Linked DNA regions of Mus musculus: region 2 is linked to region 1. Evidence: chromatin loops called from intact Hi-C (ENCODE). Cell type or tissue: heart. All regions are shown on one strand. Each heading gives the region's core, and the rest is flanking DNA. Links, peaks and the distances in the headings are about the cores only. Region 1 has its middle 31 kb from the start of Tpp2. Region 2 overlaps Uxs1 (UDP-glucuronate decarboxylase 1).

Region 1 (4,401 bases), core at 296-4,295:
AGCCTGTTAACTTACGAGTCCAGATGCTGAGGATAAGGCTGCTGTCCTTCTGTACGCTGTACACCATTCTTTAAGGCTTGTGTTTACCTCAGGAAACATATTCTAGTATCTTCTCACTGATTGAAATCTCAAGTGATAAATACTTCTTTATACCTGCAAAATGGTACCTGATTCTGTCTTAGTTCAGTGAGCCATAGGTCAGGCAGCTAGGTGGTTAGGTGGCTAAATGGCTTAAAGGTTGTCAGAGTAGAACAAGGAGCTCCTGACAGCACTGAGTCAGGGACAAATGGAGGGAAGACAGAGGGATTGCCACCTGAAGCTAGGAAGCAAGGAACCGGCATATCGCCTCTAGTGATTTACAGTGCTTCCTTCCAGGTCAGTTCAGTAGGTCCTATAAGGTTCTCTCACGCTGCCACCCATGGAGCTAAGTCCCCAGCGTTTTTTGTAAACCTTTTGAAGATGAATTTAGTCGCAAAATTAAGCTAAGCAATTTCCACTTCAGGCTTTGCAAGCAAAAAGCTATTGATCCTTCTCATCCTGGTGCTGAGCAGTTTTAGACCTGGTTAGTGCCCCTTGGACACTGATTGCTCCATTAACCGTCCCTGGGGAGGATGGATGTGCTTACTTGTGGTATGGGCAGGCAGTGGGTCTGTGTCTTAACACACAGTGCGGTGCTGGGCAGTCTGGAGAAGGCCCTTGGTGAAAGGCTGTTACTGAAGAGTTGGACAGTTTGGGTTAGCTCCCTGCACTGGTGCTGACCGCTCCCTGCACATCCTTTCCCTCGACTGTGAAAGCTCGTACAAGGTAATTTACATATTTGCTTTCTGTTGAAATAACTGTAAGGGTTAAATCTACCAGTTGTTTATGTCTTGTATACAGAGTGTCTTATACCTCATCTCAATTGCTCCATACAGTATCCACATTTCAGTTCCAATTAATATTTGGCATCTGTGTTGATATCTAGGAAACACAACTGCCCCATGAGGAATCATGACATCCTATGACCTGTCCAAAATGCAAAAGTGGTATGCAAACCTACCTCTCAAATTAAAAAATGTGAATCCAGTTTGCTGTCAAACTCTTAAAATGTATCATGATAGCCAATGAAATTGGAACACTACTCTAGGCTGCTTGGGAGAGGCCTTCAATATTGAATCTATTATTCCAACACAGCTATTATTTTGGAGATGTCCTTCTTAACATGGTGTTAAGGTGTGTCTCTGTATTTTAAATTGTTAGTTCTATACTGGCAGAGAGCTAAGTGCCAGTAGGATTTGCTATTGTAATTTCTATGATCCATCACCTGGTTTTCAATTTTGTAAATGTTTGTCCTTTCTCAGTTGCCTAAAGGCTATTTAAGATTTACCAAGTGTTGTCTCACTGCCGATTGGTTCTAAGAAAGAGCTGAGGACTGATAGCTGGGGCAGGAAATATGAAGATAAAATTTCCAGGCAAAGAGTATACCATAGGGGAAGGCAAGCTGAAGGAAGAAATTTGAAAGCAAGGAAGAAAGGGAACTGATACTGACTTCAGAGGGGCCAGGAGGTATAGAGCTAGCCATGTGGTGGGTTGTTGGCTAGAACAGTCAGGTTAAGTTTAAACAGTAGCAGAAGGCCTAAGCTTTAAACTGTATTAAAAGTATTCATGTCATTATTTAGACCACTAGTGGGCCCAAGAAAGTCCAGCATTACATTATTTTAGCCTAGGATAAACTTTTTCATGTCCATTCTTCTTATCACATAGTATAAACTCTTATCTAGCATGAACTCAAGCATGGCTAGTGCAAATCCTGATTAGGAATAATTTCTCACTCAATTAACAAAGTATCACTAGAACATTAAAAAAAAAAGGATTATTTCATTTCAGGTTTGGCTGCTTTGTCACTTTTGTGTCAGTAGGTGGCAGAGAGGACACATGCTATGTCTACTTTCAGTGTTCTGACCTATGAACATCTGAATGATTAGTAGCCTAAAATCCCTGGAAAAAAGTAAGCCTGAGATCAAAGACCGGTCTATCACCAGGGTTCCCAGACAGAGAGCTAGACTGTGGTCACCACTAGTCTGGCGCCATGCAGGCCTGAATGTTCAGACCATGCCAGAGTTGACGCCTACACAGTACATGAGTGGGGCATAGCACACCTGAGACCAATTCTGAGATGACTCCAAGTACTCAGCGACCCAGACCATCACTAAGAGGAGAAAGTAAGTCACGGAGAATGGAAGAGAAAGAGAAACAGAAGGATATGGGCACAGTGATTAGACAGAGAGAGAGAGAGAGAGAGAACTGGAGACTCAAGAATAGTGAGGACCAACCTCATGTGAGTAGTAGGTGATGCTACATGAGGCCATGTGGGGTCCTGGCCTAGGCTACCACCAGGGATCACATCAGCTCTTTCTAACTCTGTGAAGAACTGAGTTGGAATTTTGATGGGGATTGCATTGAATCTGTAGATTGCTTTTGATAAGATAGCCATTTTTACTATTTTAATCCTGCCAATCCATGAGCATGGGAGATCTTTCCATCTTCAGAATTCTTCTTTGATTTCTTTCTTCAGGAATTTGAAGGTCTTGTCATTTACATCTTTCACTTGCTTGGTTAGAGTCACACCAAAATATTTTATATTATTTGTGTCTATTGTGAAGGGTGTTGTTTCCCTAATTTCTTTCTCAACCTTCTTATCCTTTGAGTAGAGGAAGGCTACTGATTTGCTTGAGTTAATTTTATATCCAGTCACTTTGCTGAAGTTGTTTATCAGCTGTAGGAGTTCTCTGGGTGAATTTTGTGGGTCCCTTATGTATACTATCATATCATCTGCAAATAGTGTTATCTTGACTTCCTCCCTTCCAATTTGTGTCCCTTTGATCTCTTTTTGTTGTCTAATTGCTCTGGCTAGAATTTGAGGACAATATTTAATAGGTAAGGAGAGAGTGGGCAGCCTTGTCTAGTTCCTGATTTTAATGGGATTGCTTTGAATTTCTCCCCATTTAGTTTGATGTTGGCTATTGGTTTGCTTTTTATTGCTTTTATTATATTTAGGTATGCGCCCTCAATTCCTTCTTTCTCCAATACCTTCAACATGAATGGGTGTTGTATTTTGTCACTGGCTTTTTCTGCATCTAATGAGATGATCTTTTTCTTTGAGTTTGTTTTTATAGTGGATTACATGGATGGATTTTCATATACTGAACCATTTGTGCAGCCCTAGGATGAATCCTACTTGATCATGGAGGATGATCATTTGATGTGTTCTTGGATTCAACTTGGGAGAATTTTATTGAGTATTTTTGCATTGATATTCATAAGGGAAACTGGTCTGTAGTGTTCTTTCTTTGTTGGGTCTTTTTGTGGTTTAGGTACAAGTGTAACTGTGGTTTCATAGAAAGAATTGGGTAGAGACAACCGACCACCTTCCTGGAGAGAGCCACAGAGCTTCTGAGGTGGCGCCACCTTTGGCTCCAGACAACCGACCACCTTCCTGGCCAAAGCAACACAGCTTCTGGGAAAGATCCTGTTTTGGGCCTTCATCTTCAGCCAGGAGGAGGTGCAAACACCAGATAACTGTGCACCTTCCCTGAAAGAGGAGAGCTTGCCTGCAGAGACTGCTCTGACCACTGAAACTCAGAGGAGAGAGCTAGTCTCCCACGTCTGCTGATAGAGGGTAACAAAAGCAACAGAGGAACAATCTCTAAACAAAGACAACTATAACAACTAACTCCAGAGATTGCCAGATGGCGAAAGGTAAACGTAAGAATCCTACTAACAGGAACCAAGACCACTCACCATCATCAGAACCCAGCACTCCCACTTCGCCCAGTCCAGGACATCCTAACACACCTGAAAAGGTAGACCTGGATTTAAAAGCATTTCTCATGATGATGGTAGAGGACATAAAGAAGGAATTTAATAACTCACTTAAGGAAATACAGGAGAACACTGCTAAAGAGTTACAAGTCCTTAAAGAAAAACAGGAAAACACAACCAAACAGGTAGAAGTCCTTATAGAAAAACAGGAAAACACATCCAAACAGGTGATAGAAATGAACAAAACCATACTAGACCTAAAAAGGGAAGTAGACACAATAAAGAAAACCCAAAGTGAGGCAACGCTGGAGATAGAAACCCTAGGAAAGAAATCTGGAACCATAGATTTGAGCATCAGCAACAGAATACAAGAAATGGAAGAGAGAATCTCAGGTGCAGAAGATTCCATAGAGAACATCGACACAACAGTCAAAGAAAATGGAAAATGCAAAAGGATCCTAACTCAAAACATCCAGGAAATCCAGGACACAATGAGAAGACCAAACCTACGCATAATAGGAGTGGATGAGAATGAAGATTTTCAACTCAAAGGACCAGCAAACATCTTCAACAAAATTATTGAAGAAAACTTCCCAAATC
Region 2 (4,401 bases), core at 173-4,172, 140 kb before region 1:
TTGTGTAAGTCATACTCATTCAGCCTGAAGCTCTTAAAAGTGTCATTTTGACAAAGTGACTTTTAAGAAATATATAACATGCCTTTGTTATGTGAATGAGGACACAACCCAGCTATGAAAGTATCAGACATGTCATGCCAGATGCGAATGCAGGTGACCATGTAGGCCTTAGGTCCCTGTAGTGCTGCTGAGGCAATTGTGGCTCTGGGGACAATTAACCAAGGACAGTAACTACAGATTGAACACTGTACTCTTTTACTGGGAAGTTTAAAAAAAAAAAATCAGTTTTTTAAAAGGGTAGGGGATATGTCAAAAATAGCCAAACTTTGGTCAGTTCTCTACTAAACAGTGTTCATCAGGAAACTGACCTACAATGTGCCTACATCCCGGTGATCTCAGATACCAAGACAATGGCAGCATTGCAGAAAAAGGCTCTGCTGAAAGAGTTCACATCTATGAAGAGGGAAACTACTTACATCCTCTTTCCAAGGTATCAGGTAGGTATAGGAGGTGACCATGCAGATCACAGCTACTAGGTGTGTGAGCTGTGGCCATGAGGCCTGGTGCCAGGTGTTTTGTTCCAGCTGGGATGGTACCCAGCATAGGCATTGCTGAATTCTTAAAGTATTTTAATCATCTACCTTTTTCCCCCACCAAATGTATCTGAGGCCACTTAATTTTGTATGAGAGGCCACTGAAACCAGGAAGGAGACAGGGTTCTACCCAGTGTCCGCCCCGTGCATTACATCCAGTCTTATGGTGGGAGAAGATGAGAAAGTCTGAGGCCCTGAGTTCAAGGTTGAATCTCTGTACTTGAAGACATTAAGATCTCCTTGGAAGTGCATGACTGAGGGGTGGGTGAAGGGGGATGGGATGAAAACACATTGTTATTATTATTATGAAGAGATGGTTCAATACACAGCTACAGAAATGAGCCCCAGTAGATTTCTCCAAGCACACAGTCCAAGCTTTGCCCTCTAAAACAGAAACTGTCCTGAGGGAGGGATAGACAATTTCTCCCTGTGAAACTGTCTCTTGGAATAAGCTAACCTATTGGGCAACACATGATCAGCTAACTTTCACTTCAGGAAATGAACACTGACTGTGGTATGCATTTATTAACAGCTTCTTCTGTATCTCATTTAAGAGTTTGCGTACTTTTTTTTTTTTTTTTTTTTTTTTTTGGTTTTTCGAGACAGGGTTTCTCTGTATAGCCCTGGCTGTCCTGGAACTCACTTTGTAGACCAGGCTGGCCTCAAACTCAGAAATTCGCCTGCTTCTGTCTCCTGAGCGCTGGGATTAAAGGTGCGCACAGAGAAATGTCTACTCTAGTTATTTTAACTTTCGAGAAAAAAATAAAGCAGGATTTCCATTTTTCTAAGTGACTTCTATTATGCTCCTTATCTAATGAGACATGGTCGCTCAGGCTGAGGCTGGAAGTTGCTCAGACCTGCACTGATAGCTAACACCTTACTCTACAGTACCCTGGGAAGGCTCTAAGACACCTGGGGTGGCATTTCCTGGCCAACATACATTTGAGGTATTTGCATTTAAGAGCAAAAGTACATGTGTTAAAATACAGAACTAGGTTTTACAATGACCAAGGATTTGGAAATCTCCATGGAGTTCGTAACAGCTATGTAAATGTGGAAGGTGCTTCAGTGTGGTAAGTGGATATCATTACCAACTGTGCTGACCAACAAAATTCTAGGTAGAATTCCAAAGACAACAATAAAAGTCATCAAGCAAAAGTATTAAGGAATATGAGCCTGCCTCAGCTTCAAGACAGGATCACCATTAAGACACTCTTACCTTATATTCTTAAAGACTTCTCCATGATAAAGAGCTATGTTTTCAAAAGTTGGTCAGACATCTGAACCTGCAGGTTTGATGGGTGACTAATTGGCCTGCAGCATTAATTATTCAAGCTCCCCTCAGTGCTGGATAACTTTTATCTATGCAACACTAGGTGGCAGTAAAAGATTAGCCAGGAATCACAGAAATAGTGGATCAAAATCAACTTTATCTTCTAAACAGAGAAGCAAGAAGTTCCCAATCAAATATTAAAATTGGCTTAGTGCACAGGTGAGCTGTGGAAGTAACCAGCATGTAGAATACACAGTACAATACACAGTTACTGCTGCCTTCTACTCAGAACCAAGGACAATGACAGGAGCCTTACCTTACGTACTGGAATGCCCGTGTCTGAGACCCAGAGCCATAGACCTAGAAGGAAACCAAGAGTTAGACTTGAGAAAAAACACCCTGGCACTATTAGTAGGGCTCCTTGGAATCCCGTGGGTCTGACTTCAGAACCCGTCCTTGAAGAAGCACTGACATGGGCTTACAACAATTTAAGGTTTACAAACCCTCTAACTTTCATACCTCGTCAAAGGAGCTTCTCATTGCATCAGACAGAATCTATCCCAGAAAACCACAAGTGGCCAAAATACAGAGAACTGATCATGGAGTGCTCACCCTCACCATACATCTACAGCACAATTTCTCTACCCAAGGCTCAGGGAACATTATGGACAAGAGGATGGCAGACTTCTGAGAGCCAGAGGAAATCTGCTGTGAGATGAGACTGTGTCTCAAAGAAATGACAAGAAGATACACCCATAGTACTGCAACAGTGTGGCTGCTGAACAAGATCCAGTGACAACATGTTAATAAGGCTTGAAACCTAGAAAAAGAACGACAGGTAACTAACAACTACTCAGAGAGGGACAATTAGTCTTCCCAGGGATGGGCCCCTTAATTAGTTACACAATACCAAGTGATCAGTCAGCTCTGAAATCATATACACATAAGCAACACGGAATGGACTCAGAAAGTGTATTTATGTATTTAAATGTTTGTATGTTTAACAACAATAATAATAATTAATAATAATAACAACAATAAACATAATCAAAGGAAAAGAGGCTATAAATTTAAAAGGGAGTAAAGGGGAATGGGAAATACTGGAGGAAGATGATACAGGAAGGATTGAGGGAAGGGAAAGGAAGGAAATGATATAATTGTATTTTAATTAAATTATTAAGGAAAATGAGAACATTTTGAGCACATCTTATATTCTGTACTTCAGCACTGATACTTACTATGAGTGTGTACACATATATCAAGTTTTTCTTCAAAAGACTGTGTCCAAGAACCGGCTTCTATCCATGTCTTACTGTTTGTCAGGCATGTAAAACCCTGGGAACTGCAATCCTGGACTCTATTTGTGCAACAGACAGACCTTACACACAAATAATGTGACGAATATTCAGTGGAAGCTCTCCAACATGGATGACTATTATAAGTGGTAGAATTCTGCCTAGATAGGCTGGTAAACTGTGGGCCAGACTTGTTCATATTTGTACAGCTGGCTCTGAGGGACTTCCAACATATAGCTAAGATCAAGCTAAGATCCTCTAGATGACTGATAGGATGACAGATTTAGAACAGCCTTGGTCCCTCTAAACCAAGAACTCAGTCAGAGGACCTGAACACTCATAAAAATTCCACCATGGCAGGAATCAGCAGTTAAATCAATTTATAATGGGAAGCAGGTGGTCCTGGTGAGTAGGATAAACTATTTCTTGTGAGACCACCAACCCTTCCTATCTGACTAGGTCTGTCTGCATAACGGTTCAGTCTAGGGCTATACAGTTGTATTTCTACTGCCCTAAAAATACCAATTCCTGAGTACCAGCCACAGCTGGATTTAGTTGATGTGGGGGTGGGGGGGACAAAGCTTACTACTTTCAAGCTCCTGGAATGATTCTGAGGTGTAGCCAAGGCTCAGATCTATGTAGTACACACTCAGAGAGACTCCCAAGTCCCCAGGATTACTATCACAGATATTTCACTTCTGATCTGCAAGATCTTGGTTCAAGACTGAGAATTCACCCAGACTGTCATGCTGTCGAGACGCAATTTAAAATCCTGCTTGCTCTGTTCAACACTGACCATGCATGCCTAGCTCAGAGATGTATGTTTTTAGGTTCTACCTGAGGATGGAAGGCTCACGAGAAAAGGCAAAACAGTACTACATATCGAGATGTCTGCTGACAGGATCCAGAAACTGCCGGAGCAAATCTCAGCAAAGGAGCAATGAGGACAGAGCCTTGAAAGGCACTTACTGCCTTGATGATGAGAGTGAATGTGCCCTCTTGGCTCACAGACCTGCCTGCCTGCCTACGGGGCAGAAGCTACTCCTTGTCCACAGGCCAGGCAGAGTAGGTGCTCAGCTATACTCTTGAGTCTGCACAGCATTACACTCTGGTGTCTACATGGTCCCTCTAGCTGCACTTTACAAGATGAGAGAGATTTAAGGAGATTCTGGAGACTCAAAATTGCTCTCAGGGGATTAAGTGCTGCATATGTTCAGGTCACAGCAATATGGTGACCTAG

The links. Hi-C counts contacts between places; a loop is a spot of excess contacts. Peaks named below come from ENCODE experiments on the same cell type or tissue, not always from the same donor. Only the 100,000 strongest peaks of a DNase experiment are listed, where the experiment ranks them.
Region 2: a loop joins it to region 1, with 6 times the contacts of the local background. A loop is called at or near these places in 19 of 42 quality-filtered maps.

The regions. Positions count from the first base shown.
Region 1 is chr1:43,901,077-43,905,477 of GRCm38, forward strand. It overlaps the pseudogene Gm8241 and the pseudogene Gm26352. Among named protein-coding and RNA genes, the nearest start is that of Tpp2, 31 kb to the right of the region's middle. In heart, for the core only: a CTCF peak has its summit at 1,894 (motif pointing right); no DNase peak of the experiment used is centred there; H3K27me3 peaks cover 216 bases.
Region 2 is chr1:43,758,339-43,762,739 of GRCm38, forward strand. It overlaps Uxs1 (UDP-glucuronate decarboxylase 1), which reads right to left. Exons shown (of 15, transcript NM_026430.4): 11 at 2,183-2,226. Among named protein-coding and RNA genes, the nearest start is that of Ecrg4, 30 kb to the left of the region's middle. In heart, for the core only: a CTCF peak has its summit at 1,966 (motif pointing right); no DNase peak of the experiment used is centred there.